Regions from separate parts of the Homo sapiens genome. Here region 1 is linked to region 2. A link is an interaction called in ENCODE POLR2A ChIA-PET data of the cell type or tissue named here. Cell type or tissue: GM12878. All regions are shown on one strand. Links, peaks and the distances in the headings refer to the core of each region. The heading gives the core; the rest is flanking DNA. Region 1 overlaps PDS5A (PDS5 cohesin associated factor A). Region 2 overlaps PDS5A (PDS5 cohesin associated factor A).

What was found. ChIA-PET counts read pairs that join two places held together with the same protein. Peaks named below come from ENCODE experiments on the same cell type or tissue, not always from the same donor. Only the 100,000 strongest peaks of a DNase experiment are listed, where the experiment ranks them.
Region 1: POLR2A ChIA-PET joins it to region 2 with 13 read pairs; 3 of 35 experiments call an interaction of 5 or more read pairs at or near these places.

What each region holds. Positions count from the first base shown.
Region 1 is chr4:39,870,185-39,879,472 of GRCh38, forward strand. PDS5A (PDS5 cohesin associated factor A) reads right to left here. Exons shown (of 33, transcript NM_001100399.2): 19 at 6,809-6,969; 20 at 4,105-4,228; 21 at 2,802-2,960. Among named protein-coding and RNA genes, the nearest start is that of PDS5A, 100 kb to the right of the region's middle. In GM12878, for the core only: no CTCF peak of the experiment used is centred there; no DNase peak of the experiment used is centred there.
Region 2 is chr4:39,927,978-39,937,265 of GRCh38, forward strand. PDS5A (PDS5 cohesin associated factor A) reads right to left here. Exons shown (of 33, transcript NM_001100399.2): 3 at 1-187. It also overlaps the pseudogene RNA5SP159. Among named protein-coding and RNA genes, the nearest start is that of PDS5A, 45 kb to the right of the region's middle. In GM12878, for the core only: no CTCF peak of the experiment used is centred there; DNase peaks (open chromatin) are centred at 3,682 and 5,231; H3K4me3 peaks cover 670 bases; H3K27ac peaks cover 3,041 bases.

The sequences.
Region 1 (9,288 bases), core at 814-8,813, 57 kb before region 2:
TTGTTAATACATATAAGAATTAACTCAGAATTAATCAAATATCTCAATTTAATAGCTAAAACCATAAAACTCTGAAAAGATGACATAGGAAGAAATCTTCATGATCTTGGATCTGGTAAATAGCTGACAAAGGTTTAATATACAGAAAATGTAAATAACTCTTAAAACTCAACAAGAAGCAACCCAACTAAAAGTGGGTGAAGGCAGCATGGGCAACATGGCGAAACCCTGTCTGTATAAAAAAATACAAAAATTAGCCAGGCATGGTGGCGTGTGCTGATAGTCCCAGCTACTCAGGAGGCTGAGGCAGGAGATATTGCTTGAGCCTGGGAAGCGGAGGTTGTGATGAGCCAAGGTTGCGCTAGTGCACCCCAGCCTGGGTGACAGAGTGAGACCATGTCTCAAAATAAAATAAAATAAAATAAAATAAAATAAGAGTGGGGTGGGGGAAGGAATTTAATACACAGCTCTCCAAAGAAGATATACAGGTAGTCAATAAGCACACAAAAAATATCCTTGACATCATCATTCATCAGGAAAATGCAAATCAAAACCACAATGAGATATCACTTCTTATCCACTAGTATGGCTGTTGCTTTTTTAAAAAGGAAAATGACATGTAACCCAACAATGTTATTCCTAGATATATACCCAAGAAATGGGAGAACAGGAACATAAATGTTTATATCAGCATTATTCACAACAGCCAACACGTAGAAGCAACCCAAGTGTCCACCAATCAACAAAAAAATGTGGGATATATACAAACAAAAATATACATATAAAAGAACACTGCTTAGCCACAAAAGGAACAACATTCTGATACATACTACAACATGGAAGAGCCCTGAGAACATGCTAAGTGAAATACAACAGACACAAAAGGACAAATATCATATAAGAGATACCTAGAATAGGTAGTCATAGAGTCAGAAGGTAGAACAGAGGGCAATGGAGAGTTGTTGCTTAATGGGTACAGAGTTTCTGTATGGGGTGATAAAAAATTCTGGAGATGGATGGGGTGGTGATGATTAGGTAACAATGTGGCTATTATGTTAGTGAATTTTAACACTTAAAAATAGCAAATTTGATACTATGTATAGTTTATCACCATAAAAAAAGACCGTCTGAAAACACAATCTATCAACAATCATCATTTAAGAGGTATCTTAAATTTCACATTTGTTGAAAACCACATCTATCGAAAGTAAAAATAACAGCAAGGATATGTAAGGGTAGAAAATGAGACTTAGGCCACGTTCTTCTCTTCTTGTCTGCTGCGTTCAAAAGTGGAAGGTGGTACAAATACAGAAGGGGCACTAGCAGGTGTCTTTAAGTTCCTGATACTGAGGCCTCAAGATTACCGAAACATGTGAGAGTTAGGAACTTTGGATAAGCTGGATTTGTGGCAAACTAACACTTAAATGAAAGTCATCCACAATGATCCAGCATATCTGTGTCTTTATTCAATAACAACAGATTTAATTTAGATCCATTTGGTAAAGCAGTGATTCTTTTATTTATTTATTTATTTTTTTGAGACAGTCTTGCTCTTGTCGCCTAGGCTGGAGTGCAATGGTGCAATCTTGGCTCACTGCAACCTCTGCCTCCCGGGTTCAAGCGATTCTCCTGCCTCAGCCTCCCGAATAGCTGGGATTACAGGCACTCGCCACCAAGCCCGGCTAATTTTTTTGTATTTTTAGTAGAGACAGGGTTTCACCATGTTGGCTAGGCTGGTCTTGAACTCCTGACCTCAGGTGATCCACCCACCTCGGCCCCTCAAAGTGCTAGGATTACAGGCGTGAGCCACCAAGCCCTGCCAGTAGTGACTCTTAATCAAGGTGTGTTTCCGAAATCATTTGGGGAGTCTTTTCAATCTATACATTCCAACCCAGAGGTAATAAATCAGAGCACACAGACATCAATAAATCTAGTGCCAAAAGTACAGTGTATTATCTTAAAAATTAGTCAAATTCAAGTCCACTTACTTTTTTTTTTTTTTTTTTTTTGAGACAGAGTTTCGCTCTTGTTGTCCAGGCTGGAGTGCAACTGTGCAATCATGGCTCACTGCAACCTCTGCCTTCTGGGTTCAAGTGATTCTCCTGCCTCAGCCTCCTGAGTAGCTAGGATTACAGCTGCCGTCACCACACCCGGCTAATCCACTTACATTTCTAACAATGTTTGATAAAACAAATTTTAGCCCGGCATGGTGGCTCACACCTGTAATCCCAGCACTTGGAGAGGCCAAGGCGGACGGATCACCTGAGGTCAGGAGTTCAATATAAGCCTGGCCAACATAGCGAAACCCCGTCTCTACTAAAAACACAAAAATTAGCCAGGCGTGGTGACAGGCACCTGTAATCCCAGCTACTTGGGAGGCTGAGGAATGAGAGGAGGCCAAGGTTGCAGTGAGCCGAGATCGTGCCACTGCATTCCAGCCTGAGGCACAGAGCGAGACTCTTGTCTTCAAAACAAAAAACAAAAATAACCCAATTCTAACATTCCAGAAAATGATAAACTGTCTTTTGAGGGTCAGGAAAATAGCTTTTACTTATATGTAACTTTCATGATTCACCAATCCCGTGTTCTAATTTTTGTTTCTTAAGTGTGAAATTCTAGTAGTAATAGCTACCATGAAATAAGGAAGTAGTTTCGAATTTAAATAAATAAAAAATAAGTAGAACCAATATAGAATAATTTAAAAGAAAAAGAGAATTACACAGAAACAGAAGTGTTTCTGTGATGAAGATGTAAACAGCCTTAATCTCATGATTCTCAATTTAATTAAATGAGAAACTTACCCTGTCATTCATTAGCAGATCTTTCACAATAAAATTTGCTACTACAGATTTCATTGGGGAAGCAAACTGATCTGGTGCTAACATAGAAATGTGGCCCAATGAAACTAATGGAGTTATAAGTTGTTCTGGCACATCAGCATTCAGACTCCTACTGAGTGGCTATAAAAATAAAACAGACAAAATTACCAATTTGTTTGATAAATATCTAGACACTCTACTGAAACAGTACATTTTCCTGAGTCCTCCTGAATTTACCATGCCCAAACCAATCTTCTCTAATACGATCATAACTAACTTCAACCATGTTAAGACACCTGGTTCTTAATTCACCTACTAAAATTTAGCAAGATTGAAAGAATGTAGAAAAAAGATAAAAGAAAAAATAAAATCCAACAAAAAGAAGTTTAAAGAAAAACATTTTTGCTTCATCAAATCAGCATTATTTTTGACTAATCTACAACAATGGATTTGCTATACCAGTGGTTTTCTTACCCTGTGGAAGCATTTTAAATGACCTTAAATCATACAAAGTAAGAGTTCACTGGGTTTTGGTCACACTATCTCCAATTTATGATAATAGGAATACATTTCTAATAGTAAAATGAGGCCAGTCATTATATGTAAAAAAAAGGGAAACAGGATTAATTTTCAGGTAGGGTTCTTAGGTACTTTAAACTGGATTGTTCAAAATTATCTACTAATACTTTCCGAGGATAAATGCACCACTGAACCAATAAGGCTAAAATTAAGTAAAATGTTCTAACATAAACACATAAGGCTAGGTGTGGTGGCTCATGTGTGTAATCCTAGCACTTTGAAAGACTGAAGTGGGTGGATCGCTTCAGTCCAGGAGTTTGAGACCAGCCTGGGCAACATGGCAAAACCCCATCTCTATAAAAAAATCCAAAAATTAGCTAGGCATGGTGGTGGTGCCTGTACTCTCAGCTACTTGGGAGGCTGAGGCAGAAGGACTGCTTGAACCTAGGAATTCGGGGCTGCAGTGAGCAGAGATTGCATCACTGTACTCCAGCACTGGTGAGAAAGTGAAACTTTATCTCAAAAACAAACTAAAAAACAAAAACCACAAAACCCTTCAATATGAGGTGTTTGAACATATAATCTGATCTACAGGCTGGGAATGCAGTACCACATAAAATAGACAGAATCCTTGCTCACAAGGAATTTATAGTCTAAGGTAGGACTTCATATAAACAGCTTTAAAAAATCTAGCTTCCATCTTCATCAAACTATAGAGCTTAAAAAATAAAGACCAATATAAACACAACCTATATATTAGATATACCTCAAAAATCTGTGCAAGCTGGACTTCTTTATTTGTGAATATGGCGTGTATACAGTGCACAGCCTGTTTTGCTTGGTGTGGAGTACCCCTCTTTGCTTTTTGATGTAAAATGGGAATTAAGGTCCTGCAAAAAATAATATAGTTGTTTTTTTTTCTTAAACCCATAAACCAACAAGTATTCCTTTGGTTGACTTCCACTTCCCCTATATGGATGGATGCTAGTAGAGAAGGCTCTCTTAAAAATTATCTGATCTAAAGAAAGTTGTAAAAAAGCTCCATCTCTGCCCCCAAGTATAAACCAAGAAATACAATGCCTCAAGAAAAAGCCTACTTCAGGAGACAATTTTTATTTTAAAGTTACCTCACAAATATGCAAAATAACAAGCAACCCTTAATTCATAATCTAAAGCTTACCCCATGACATATTTTTGCATTTACCTTCTAAGTAGCAATATTGCTAATTTTTCAATTCCCTTTTATAATCCCCTTCAGTTATTTCAAAGTAGCTACAGAAAGAGAGTAGCAAAAGGCCAAGTTGTATTAAACAGCTGAAATAATACTAGTGAAAGAAAGTATGCAAAGATACAGCTACATATATATCAGTAGAATGGCAATAAAAATATCTAACTATTATGTGCCAGGCACCATTCTAGGTATTTCCGCATGGATTAATTCAACTAATGTTCACATCCACCCAAAGAAGACTATCATAGTCATTACACAGATGAGAAAATTAAAGCACAAAGATGTTATTTAAGCCTCCTAAGATGACGAAGCTAGGAAACTGGGAGTTGGGATTTGAAAATTAGCATTTCTTTCAAAATCCACATACTTAACCTCTACACTGACAATGAAGAGTAAACTAAAACAGTCTTCTTTTAGGATGACAGAAAAACATAAAGCATTCTTCAAAAATTAAATGTTGATGACATGAAAAAGCATTAGGTAGAATGAAGAAAATAGTGTGCATATATGAACTTATAAAAAATAGACAAACACATCTAGTAGATGAACATTCATAGAAAGTATATATATCAAATGTTAATGGTGACTATTTCGTTATATTTTTTCTAGTTTCAGTTTGCTACAATGAACGTAAGTATTTTTATAATCAGAATAAAATTGATAAAACGAAACAAACATTTAAGGAAAGATATTTGTCATATATTTAATGTTATTAGAGAAGAGCCTATTTTATAAAGTTAGTGGCATCAAATGCAAGGGTGACAATGCCCTCTTATGATAATGGAAGGCTACATATGAAACCTATACTGCAGGCTCCAGGCCATGCACTTTAACCAAAAATGGGAACATATGCTAGTTGGTATGAATCTGATTTGACATGTATAAATATGCCTGAAGTTTGCCTCTATGGACTTTGGAATTATGAGATAGGGATGTCCATGACCAAACAGACTTCCTTGACTGAGTATTGACTATGCTTCTAAATGGAAGATGTCTTTCCTCTCTCCTATCTGTTTAGTCTTTCACCATTCCATTTACCAGACTGAGATTTCTTATAACACTGGTGAATGACAAAGGAAGATAGTTTCAATCAAACTGTTGTTAAATGTATTATTATTATTAGCCAAATAAAATAATACAGAAAGTCAACTTTAACCTTTCTTCTTGTTTTTTCTAGAGCAGTATAATCTAGTGATGCCATCAGAGTTGTTATTGAGGTCTTTAGCATTGTGCTTTTCTGCTTTCCAGTGATTATCTCCTTTCTTCTCCATTGGTCTTATGAATAAGGTATTTTATTCCTCACATCCAAAGTTAACTCTTCCACCTATGCTCATTTTCAACTGTGTCCTTTGGGGTAGAATTCCTCTAAGAATAGTTTCTTTGCCTTGAAAAAATGTATAGGATTTCCTCCCTTGAAAAACTCATCAAAAACTATCCTATTGTGTCAGTGATCTTTTTCTAATAATGTATAAAATTTATTATTTCTAGTCTATAAACTCCTTGAGGGCAGGGACTAATTGTGGTAACTTTTTATTATTAGCCAGAACAATGCGGAGAATGAAGAGAATGTACAATGGACACTGAATTATTTCACAAGTTAAACTATTAGCTCACAAATTTAATAAAAACTTCAGGAGACTGCTTGTTCTATGATTATCATGTGAGGAAAATGGTATGTAGTTGAATATACTCTGAACTAATTGCCAATACCCTGAACATATGATTCAACTGCCATTTGCAATGTATTGTTTCCTTCAAAAGATGTCTTCTGCATATTTTAAGTCTAAATATAACATCTCAGCACAAGTTTCACCTTAACCTTTTTAAGATGCCAAAGTGAACTATTTGCCCCATTTTTTGGTAGGATAGCAAAGTGACAGTTATTGAATTTATAACCCATTTATAGAAAAAAAGATGAATATACATGGATTAGAAAGACATTAGTCATAAATATAATAAAACACTAAATTCTGTGATAACTTTTGATTCTTAATATCTTAAAATACTTTTGTTATAAACAAACATGTAGTTTCAGTTTATTCTGCTGCCTGCATTCTAATGGTGGGAGAGGGGTGTGAAGCAAGGGAAAGACAAAGCAGAGGAGGACACAGAAAAGTAGCTTCTAAATCAAAGTTGTCTTTCTTCCCTCCTATCTTCCTACACAGAAGGAAAACAATGATTTTATGGTTCCCATACTTAGAAACTTTTGTATTTACCACGGGAGAAAAAATGTACTCACGATCGTATCTGGGGAAGGTCTGTTTCTATTTTGTGACCTGTATTTCTAAAAATTTGAATAGCAGCTTCTGCTACCTTGTCATCCTCCATTCTTAGGCACTGTAACAAGGACTCATATGTCTCTGCAGAGTGGAACGAGGTAGGATGTGTAAAAGACAGAACCTGAAAAAACAGATACAGCTTTAGAAGTACAGACAATGGTTTTAATCCATTAAAAAAGAATTACTTCCCGCAAAAGAAAAAAAAAATTAAATTCTGGGGTAAATATGCTAGCTACACAGAATAGAGATACATCTCCTAGCCGTCCTTGCAGTTAGTTATGGCTAATCAGAAATACTGTATGGTGTGGTAGCTTCCAGTTATTCCTTGACACAACTAACAGACAGCCTTTGTCCTATTTTCTTCTTCACCTCTTAGTCTACTCTGCTACTTAGAACACAAAACACATGGCTCCTTTTTTATGGAATGTGATTTACAATATTAATAACTATTATCAGTTTATAAATATATTGTATTTAGGTGAAGGAATGCTTACTTGAGATAAAACCTCCATACGTAATGACTCAATCTTTGTGTAACGTAAACAAAATGCAAACTCAGAGCTTTCTTTGACTGGCAAAAAGATAATCTATGAGAATTTTTTTTTTTCTTTTTTTGAGACAGGATTTCACTCTGTCACCTAGGCTAGAGTACAGTGGAATGTCACAGCTCACTGGGGTCTCAACCTCCCACCTCAGTCTCCTGAGCTGAGACTACAGGTGCACCACCATGCCCGGCTAAATTTTTTGTTTTTTTTGTAGAGATGAGGTCTAGCTATGTTGCCCAGGCTGGTCTCCAACCCCTGTGCTCAAGAGATCTTCCTGTCTTGGCTGGGATTACAGGCGTAAACCATTGTACCCAGCCAAAAAAATATCTGAAGTGAAATCTATCACTCAACATAATTATCAACAAAGAAGCCACTATTGTGAACTTTTAATTATGATTACAATATATAATTATTCCCTTATTATAACACCAGCACGAGCCTGTCCTTAAATAACTTTTAGCAAGTTAGATACATGTCTAAAGAGTTAACCTTCCATAAAGTAGAAACAATTCAGTTAGTGTAGTATCAAGATTAGGAAAATAGAGAAGCAGGGAGAAAGGGGAATGAGCAGATGGTCTTCATTAATTTTTCAATAAGCACTTATTTAATGGTCATTAAGTGTAGACACTGTCTCACTTGGCAAGGTTTGGAGTGATAATATTTACTTACGTGGTTTTAATTATTTACAGAAAATTGGAGAATTAAATTAGAAAAATGTAATAAAAAGCAATCTACTGGCCGGGCGCGGTGGCTCACGTCTGTAATCCCAGCACTTTGGGAGGCCGAAGCGGGCTGATCACAAGGTCAGGAGATCGAGACCATCCTGGCTAACATGGTGAAACCCCATCTCTACTAAAAATACAAAAAAAATTAGCCAGGCATGGTGGCGGGAGCCTGTAGTCCCGGCTACTTGGGAGGCTGAGGCAGGAGAATGGCGTGAACCTGGGAGGCGGAGCTTGCAGTGAGCCGAGATCATGCCACTGCACTCCAGCCTGGGCAACAGAGCAAGACTCCATCTCAAACAAACAAACAAAAAAAAGCAATCTATTAAAAAATGTTACCTTAAAGGTGGTTTCACTTTTAAAACAACTTAAAAATACAACTCAATTACTAAAAACAATTAAAATCTTATTCATGAGGCATCATATCAATTCTATTAATGAAATGATTTTTTTTTCTTTTCTTTTTCGACAGTCTCACTCTGACGCCAAGCTGGAGTGCAGTGGTGTGATCTCAGCTCACTGCAACCTCCACCTCCTGGGTTCCAGTGATTCTCCTGCCTCAGCCTCCGAAGTAGCTGTGACTACAGGCGTGTGCCACCACGTCTACCTAATTTTTGTATTTTTAGTAGAGACGGGGTTTCCCCATGTTGGCCAGGATGGTCTCGATCTCTTGACCTTGTGATCTGCCCGCCTCGGCCTCCCAAAGTGCTGGGGTTACAGGCATGAGCTGCCGAGCCCAGCTGAATGAAATGATATTTAAGACCCTTGGAATATGATCCCATCATTCTTTTTCTATCTAACATCCATTGCACTGGTTTGTCTCTTCTCCTGTATGTCACAGTGGTATCATGTCTCTTTGCCTTCAATTTCTTCCCTTCTTTTACTCAATCCAATGAAAGCTCTATCAAGGGCTGCAGCTGGTTGTAAGCCAGGTTAAAAGCCCGTGACACTACCTTTCTTACCCAGTGGCACTCGACAATCTGGAACCAACCTTGTCTCCCATCATTCCCCAAAGCACCCCTTTTTTCTAGTCATGCCAGTCTCCCAAGAATCCCACAAATATACCAAGAAATACTCCCTTTAATGATGATATTCCCTCCTCTAGATTTAGTCACATACCCTGTCCACAAAGTCTAAAGTCACATCTTGCTATTACTAAGTTAAGAATAGATT
Region 2 (9,288 bases), core at 461-8,460:
AAGTATATGGAGCTTCTGGGGCATAGATACGAAAGATATCAGCCAAACAACATGCTACAAGGAGACGCACATCTTTATTGGGGTTCCTGAGGAAGAATTCAGATGCAAGATGCAAGGCTAGTGGGAGATACTGCTGTTTTTCATCTTCTGAGTCCTGATCCATATCCATAAAGGTTTTCACTACCATCTGTAAAAATGTACAAAAACACAAAATAATTAACTCCTGGAATTTAGAAATCAGTGGAGGATGTGATTTAAAAAAAAAAAAGTCATCTCCATTAGCAATCGGTGGCCACCAGACAGTTCACAGTCAACTTTTTATAAATCTTCATTTAAGAATTTCAGAAAAGATCACAAGCATGAAACGGCTAGTCTAAAAAACCCATAAACAAGTATCACCTTCTCAGGCACATTGTCTGCACTAGTACCTCATTTATGAGGAACTTAAGCCTCTTATTATTCATTTTAAATCTAGCCCAGATAGTTCCTGGCCCCATATGGACAATAACATTCATTTGATATTTGGCAACATCATTAACTATGCTTCTTTTATATTTTATTATTAAAGGAGCCTTCTTCAGGCTCCTTAAAATTGCTATTTCATTTCATGCTTTAATGAGTTTTACACTTCATAATAAAAAGTCATTTTCCATGCTGGACAACATGGCAAGACCCTGTCTCTACAAAAAATACAAAAACCAGCTGGGTATGGTAGCATGTGTCTGTAGTCCCAGCTGCATAGGAGGATGAGATAGGAGGGTCCCTTGAGCCCAGGAGGCGGAGGCTGCAGTGCGCCAAGATCACACCACTGCAATCCAGACTAGGCAACAGAGTGAGACACTGTCTTTAAAAAAAAAAAAAAAGGCATTTTAAAATTATATTAATGCAGTTGTATTTCTAATTAAAACATTTAATTAACCTGCTTTTATGGTTATAAAATTAACCAATGCACACTTTGGAATCATTATAAAATGCAAAGAATCATGAAAAAAAATAAAAGAAAAATCCATAATTTATCAACTCCAGAAACTACCATTCACATTTTTGTGTACTTTATGCTGGCCTGTTTTCTCTGTAATTATGCAAATAACTATAATTCTTTATGTATCAAATCACAATAATTTCCTCAGATCTTAAAAATGATTCTCTAATTATAAATCACAGTTTACTTAATCTGTGTGATGGTTAATACTGAGTGTCAACTTGATTGGATTGAAGGATACAAAGTACTAATCCTGGGTGTGCCTGTGTGTGTGTTGCCAAGAGATTACATTTGAGTCAGTGGGCTGGGGAAGGCAGGTCCACTGTTAAGCTGGTGGGCACAATCTAATCAGCTTCCATCGAATATAAAGTAGGCAGAAAAACATGAAAAGGGACGGCGGGACTAGCCTCCCAGTCTACATCTTTCTCCCGTGCTGGATGCTTCCTGCCCTCAAACATCAGACTCCAAGTTCTTCAGTTTTGGGACTCGGACTGGCTCTCCTTCCTTCTCAGCTTGCAGATAGCCTATTGTGGGGCCTTGTGAGTTAATACTTAATAAACTATATATATATATATATATATATATATATATATATATCCCATTAATATCCTACATACATATATCTCCTATACATATCCTATTGGGGCGTGTGTGTGTGTGTGTGTGTGTGTATTCCTGTTAGTTCTGTCCCTCTAAGAGAACCCTAATACAATCTGTCGCCACTGTCAAATATTCAAGCTATATTTTTATTCTGCCAAGATTTTTTATCATGAGTGTAAAATTTTATTATTATTATTTTTTTTTGAGAAAGGGACTTGCTTTGTTGCCTAGGCTGGAGTGCAGTGAAGCGATCTCAGCTCATTGCAACCTATGCCTCCCAGACTCAAGTGGTCCTCCAACCTCAGCCTCCCAAGTAGGTGGATCTACAAGCATGTGTCACTATACCTGGCTAATCAAAAAAAAAAAATTTGGGGGGCCGGGCGAGGTGGCTCATGCCTGTAATCCCAGCACTTTGGGAGGCCGAGGCGGGCAGATCACGAGGTCAGAAGATCGAGACCATCCTGGCCAACACAGTGAAACCCCGTCTCTACTAAAAATACAAAAAATTAGCCGGGCACAGTAGCACACAACTGTAATCCCAGCTACTCAGGAGGCTGAGGCAGGAGAATCTCTTGAACCCGGGAGGCAGAAGTTGCAGTGAGCCGAGACTGTGCCACTTGCACTCCAGCCTGGGCAACAGAGTGAGACTCCATCTCAAAAAAAAAAAAAAAAAAAAAAAAAAAAAAAGTTTTTTTGTTTTTTGTTTTTTTTTTTTAAGAGACAGGGTTTTGCCATGTTGCCCAGGCTGGTCTCGAACTCCTGGGCTCAAGCGACCTGCCTGCCTCAGCCTCCCAAAGTGTTGGGATTACAGGCATAAGCCACCATGCCTGGGCTATTGAGTATTTTTTGACACCTATTGAGATAATCATACTTTTTCCCTAATTCTGTTAATATAGTAAATCCCAATGGCTGATTTTCTAATTTTAATTCAAGTTTGCATTCTAATTTTACTATTTTAGTCCAAGTTTGCATTGCTAAAATAAAGACAACTTGGTCATAACATTTTAAGGTATTACATTTTATTTGCTATTACATTATTTCTATTTCTTTGTAATTATATGAAAGAAACTGGCTTATAACTTCTTAAGACAACCGTATCAGGTTTTAGTACTAAATTATACTGGCTTGAAACAAAATAAGCAGTGATCCCTCTTTTTTTCTAACATAGTATATCAAAAGTGTGATAGTAAGACTGGTTTTATTTCTTCCCTAAATATTTAGGGAAGTATAACTGATAAAAGAAGGAATCATAACGGAAATGAGAAAATATTTTGAACTGAATTATAATGTAAATATGAACTACCAAAACTCATAGGATGCACTTACCACTGTACTTAAAGGAAATTTATAATCTTAAATGTGTATTTTACAAAAGAAAGAATGCAATCATCTATATTTCCATCTTGAGAAATTAGATAAATCCAAAGAAACTAGAATCAGGGTTTGTGAAACAAAAGATAGAGAAGGGCTGGATGTGATGGCTCACACCTGTAATCCCAGCACTTTGGGAGGCCAAGTCAGGAGGATCGCTTGAGCCCAGCAGTTCCAAGACAAGGGTCTGGCTCTGTCACCTAGGCTGGAGTACAGTGGCGCAATCTCAGCTCACTGCAACCTCCACCTCCCAGGCTCAAGAGTTCCTTCCACCTCAGCCCCCTGAGCAGCTGATACTACAGCACACGCCACCACACCTGGCTAGGTTTTGTACTTTTTTTTTTTTGTAGGATGGGATTTTGCCATATGGTGCCCAGGCTAAAAAAATTTTTTTTAATTATTGCTATGTAACAAAATACCCCAAAACTCAGTGCCTTAAAACAATAACATGTATTTATCATATGTGGTTGAAGAATTGGAAAGTGGCTTAGCTAAGTCGTGTGGGCCTGGAATCTCTCAAGAGGCTGTACCTGGTCAAGGCTGCAGTTATCTGAAGGCTTGACTGGGCGTGGAGGGTGTGTTTTGAAGGTAACTCATTCTTACGGTTCTAAGTTGACACTTGCTGTTGTTGAAAGGCTTCAGTTCCACACTACATGGGCCTTTCTAGACAGCTCAAGTGAAAAGGCAGTTGGTTTTCCCCTGGTGCAAGATCCAAGAGAGCAAATATGAAGTGGCAGTCTTTTACGACCTAACCTTGAAAAGCATACATTGTCACTTCTACCACAGCCTGTTCCGTTACTCAGGACAGCCCCGTTCAGTGTTGCAGGGGACTATACAAGGGAGTAAATACAAGGAAATAAGGATCATTCAGAGCTATCTTGGAGGCTATGATACAATGCCTTCTCATATGTATACCTTATATAGTCTTCTTCCACAATGACTCTGGATTTGGTCAGGTGACTTTTTTTTTTTTTTTTTTAAGACAGAGTCTTGCTCTGTCGCCCAGGCTAAACTGCAGTGGCATGATCTTGGCTCACTGCAATCTCTGCCTCCCAGGTTCAAGGGATTCTTCTGCCTCAGCCTCCCAAGTAGCTGGGAACTACAGGCACTCGCCACCAAGTCTGGCTAAGTTTTGTATTTTTAGTAGAGACAGGATTTCACCACGTTGGCTGGGTTGGTCTTCAACTCCTGACCTCAGATGATCCACCTGCCTCAGCCTCCCCAAATGCTGGGATTACAGGCATGAGCCTCCATGCCCAGTCCATGTGACTTATTTTGGCCAAACAGACATTAGCAAGCCTGATGCAAGAACAGGCCTGATAAGCATTTGTACGTTGAGATTGCAATGCCCCTATGGGAATGTACCCACCATGCTATTAGGAATCCCAGACTATTCAAAAAACAGAGGCTGTGTATACCACATAGACTACGTGGAAGAGAACTAAGGTGGCCTAATTGAGCTGCCATCTAAACTTAGCCATAAGAGTGACCCTGTAGAAGCAAAGTAGAGCTTCATAAATACACACAACCAAGGGGAGAAAACCTGTGGTGGCTGTGAAGGTCCTGATGCCATGTATGTCAAACTGGTATCTTCCGATGGTCATGAATTTATTGTAAAAAGAGAACATGCAGCGCTAAGCGCGGTGGGTCACAGCACTTTGGGAGGCTGAGGCAGGCAGATCACGAGGTCAGGAGTTCGAGACCAGCCTGACCAACATGGTGAAACCCTGTCTCTACTAAAAATACAAAAATTAGCTGGGCCTGGTGGTGCGCGCCTATAATCCCAGCTACTCAGGAGGCGGGGCAGGAGAATCGCTTGAACCTAGGAGGCGGAGGTTGCAGTGAGCTGAGATCACGCCACTGCACTCCAGCCTGGGCTACAGGAGCAAGACTCCATTTCAAAAAAAAAGAGAGAACATGCACTAACATGAGGAACAATCAAAAGGCCATGCTGAAGCCAAGCACAGTGGCTCATGCTTATAATCCCAGCACTTTGGGAGGCTGAGGAGCGTGGATCACATGAGGTCAGGAGTTCGAGACCATCCTGACCAACATGGTGAAACCCTGCCTCAATCAAAAATACAAAAATTAGCCGGGCATGGTGGCAGGTGCCTGTAGTCCCAGCTACTCGGGAGGATGGGGCAGGAGTAACGCTTGAATCCAGGAGGCAGAGATTGCAGTAAGCCAAGATCGTGCCATTGCACTCCAGCCTGGGTGACAAAAGCAAAACTCCGTCTCAAAACCAAAACCAAAACCAAAACCATGTTGAATGACCCAGATCAGTTTGCTGAGAATGAACTCATTGAGAGCAATTTTAGAGAGGTCTGTTCATGTGTGCTATCAAAAGTATGTATGTATTGTCAAGAATGGTGGCTTGCACTTACAATCTCAGCTACTTGGGAGGCTGAGACAAGATGACTGCTTGAGCCCAGAAGTTCTAGGCTGCAGTGAGCTATGATCATGCCAATGCACTCCAGCCTGGTGACAGAACAAAATGCTACCTCTAGAAAAATAAAATAAAAGTTAAAGCATGCATATATTTTTACCTACGAGATTCACTAAACTAACAGTTCCACTGAAATTTCTGAATTCCCAATTGCACTTGATATTGCACTAGAACCGCTGATGCAGACTTCCCAGATTGTTATTAAATTAAAATAAACTGTTTAAAAAAAAAACCAGTGACCCCAGAAGGCACCACATGGAAAAGAAGGACCACAAAGTCTATTCACAGAATTGAAAGAAACAATTATTCATTTTAAGCCACTAGATTTTGCTTTACCACACAGGAACAGAAATGAAATTCCATTCATTCTTCCCTTTTTTAAATATGTCGTTACTGTGCACATTTTTAATGTGCTGTACTGAGGCAGGAAAGATAAAAGCTACATTTCCTAGATTCCCTTGCAATGGAGTTGAAGTCATAATTCTCGTATAGCCCATCAGAGGCACTTATTCAAGATTTGGAAGGTGAAAGTTCAGAAGAGGTGGTGGTGTAGTTTCTGCTGTTGTCAGCTGGCAAGTATGGAGTGAGCTGTTGTGTGTATGTGTGTGCGGGCAGGCACATACACAGCAGCTTTCTACTAACTGGCTGTTAGTATTGTGAAGATAGAGGGAAGAAGCATCCATTTTGTGCTGGTACTAATCTATTAAACTGTGTGAGGCTCTGTACCAAATTATACCAATGGTGACTTCCTAATCACTGGATTACGGCTAAACGTGTGTCCCTACTTAAGAGCTCCAGGGTGGCTTCCTGATTTTCCCACCTTTCTGATTAGAGCACAGGATTCAGCTCTCCTTGTGGGCCAGCTATACGAAGTGTTCTCGGAGTCTAGTCCTGTAAGCCTGAATTAAGGGTGCTCTTCCAGCAATTCCAAATCACTTTTTAAATAGCAAGTTCCCTGTCTGCTTAAAATAACATAACTAAAGCTTGACTGGTGTTTGAAACATGACTCTGATTTTCTCTCAGATCCTTCAACATGTCAGAATCCCCTGTGCCATTCAGGCCTTTTTAAATGCTATTGGCTCTTTGTAGACTAATCTCTTCTTACCTCATCTAATTTATCATACACTTATGAGAATTAAACAATTTCTTGGTAAGTCTGTGTGAATTTTTTCCTGTGGATTGTGTTTTAATACCCTCTGGCTATTTATCTATTGCGGTCTTAGTATTTCTTTTTTTTTCTTTTTTTTTTTTTTTTTAAGAAATGAGCAGGAAAAAATCAAACTAAGTTTTTTTGCCCACAGCTAGGTTTTTATAATATTGATAAAAAAGAAACACTAACACCAATACTATTAATAATGATTAACATTTACTGAATATTTACCACATTCCAGCACTCTATAAATATTTTTTTGAGACAAATTAACTCAAAATTAAGCATCTTTTCACGTATTTGCCACCTACTCTACGTTTTCTTGGTGACGTGCCTCTCCAAATCTCTTTTCTTTTTTCCTTATGTGTTTTCAGCTGTCATATATTCTGGGTACCAATCCTTTATCAGATACGTATATTGCAAATATTTTCTCCCAGTCTGAGGCTTGTCTTTAACAGCATAGAAAAATTTAATTGATGAAGGATTTAACGTAATCTAACTTTATCAATTATTTTCTTTTATGGTTTGTGCTTTGTGTGTCCTACCTAAGAAATCATTACCTAACCAAAAGTTGTAAAGATTTTCTCCGCTGTGGTATTGATTGATTGATTGATTGACTGATTGGGACGGAGTCTCACTCTGTTGCCTAGGCTGGAGTGCAGTGGCACAATCTCGGCTCAATGCAACCTCCTGCCTCAGCCTCCCAAGTAGCTGGGATTACAGGTGTGCACCACCACACCCAGCTACTTCCAGTAGAGATGGGGTTTTGCCATGTTGGCCAGGCTGGTCTCAAACTCCTGGCCTCAAGTGATCTACCCGCCTTGGCCTCCCAAAGCGCTGGGATTATAGGCGTGAGCCACCGCGTCTGGCCTTCCGATGTGTTCTTGGAAAAGTTTTATAGTTTTAGGTTTTTATATGTATGTCTATATTCATTCTGAGTTAATTTCTGTATGTACTGAAAGCTTTTGGGTCGAGGTGTTCAAGCCTCATTTCTAGAAAAGACTATTCTTTCTCTTTTTCTACAGGATTGTTTTGGCATCTTTGTTGAAAAAAACTGCTATACCATGTAGGCCTATTTCTGGACTCTGTTGTGTTCCTATTTTCTGTGCCCTTTTACCAATACCACATAGCTTTGATTACTGTAGCTTTATTAAAAAGTTTTGAAATCAGGTAGTATGTGAATCATCCAACTCAACATAAAAATGAGGAAAAGATCTGAACAGACTTAACAAGAGAAACATACACTGGAGGTAGATATATAAAATGGTACAACCACTTCAGATAACTGTATGGCAGTTCTTCATAAAATTTAAAGATGCATTTAACATTTAAGCCAAAAATTCCATTCTTAAGAATTTACTGAAAACATTTCACACAAATACAAGTACGTGTTCCTAACAGCTTTATTCAGCATATCACAAAACTGAAAATAACCAACTGTCCTTCAAAAGGTAAATGGATAAATCCATTGTGGTATACCCATACAAAAGACTTCTAATTCGCGATAAAAGGAACCTGACAGAAGCAAGGCGCAAATGGGGAGCAGAGAGGACTAAAAAGCAAAAGGAGGAAACTTATGAGGGTGATAAGTTCACTTTAATTGAAGTGATGGTTTCAATGCTGTGTATGTATGTCAAAACTTGTCAGGTTGTTATTCCCCGACAGCAATTCTCTGACACCAAATAGGTGTCCTACATTTCAATTCAGTTCTGACACTACCCACCTTAGCGCAGAACCCCACAGGCAAAGTTCTTCCCAAGACTGCCTCCACTTCCGATGCCAGCCCCAATTCTCAGGGACAACTTCCATTTCTGACAGACCAGCTATAAATTTCAGGTTTCCTATAGCCTCCTCAGGTTTAAAAATTTGCTAGAATAACTCACAGAACTCAATGAAAGCACTATATTTATTATTTATTATTTATCTATTTGAGACAGTTTCGCTGTCACCCAGGCTGGAGTGCAGTGGCACAACCGTGGCTCATTATAACCTCCGCCTCCTGGGTTCAAGTGATTCTCATGCCTCAGCCTGCCCTAATAGCTGGGTGCATACCACCACATCTGGCTAATTTTTTTTATTTTTAGTAGAGACGGGGTTACATCATGTTGGCCAGGCTGGTCTCAAACTCCTGCCCTCAGGTGATCTTCCCACCTTGGCCTCCCAAAGTGCTGGTTCACACATTACAGGTGTGAACCACTGCACCTGGCCTGAAAGCACTATGTTTACTGTCACAGTTTTATTATAAAGGAAATACTTGGAAGCCTAAACAAGATTGAGCCTGCTCGATCTTGGATGGTAGATCACTGGGGAATACCAGGTGCTGTGAGCTAGAAGGAAAAAGAAAGAAACAGAAAATAACAAGGTGGAAGAAAAGTATGTAACTCAAGAACAGTCAAACTGAAGAGACACATCAGCCAAAGTCTTGGGGGTGAAGAGGGGTGTGTGGATGGGATGGGGACACAGAGCTTCGTATACTCTTCTCATTGAATCTGGACATGTAATCCTCCCAGCATATCACTGTGTTCACCAACCACTAACCTCCCCTGAGCTTTAGTGTTCACAGGATTCACTGGGCTTTATGACGCAGGCATGAATGATAAAATCAAGACTGAACTCAATCTCCAGCCTCCCTCTTCTCCTGGGAGAAAGTTTCAATCCTCTAATTTAAGTGACCAGCCCCATCCTGAAGCTATCTAGTGGCACTGCCAGGAGCTGCCTCATTAGCGTAACAAAGACACT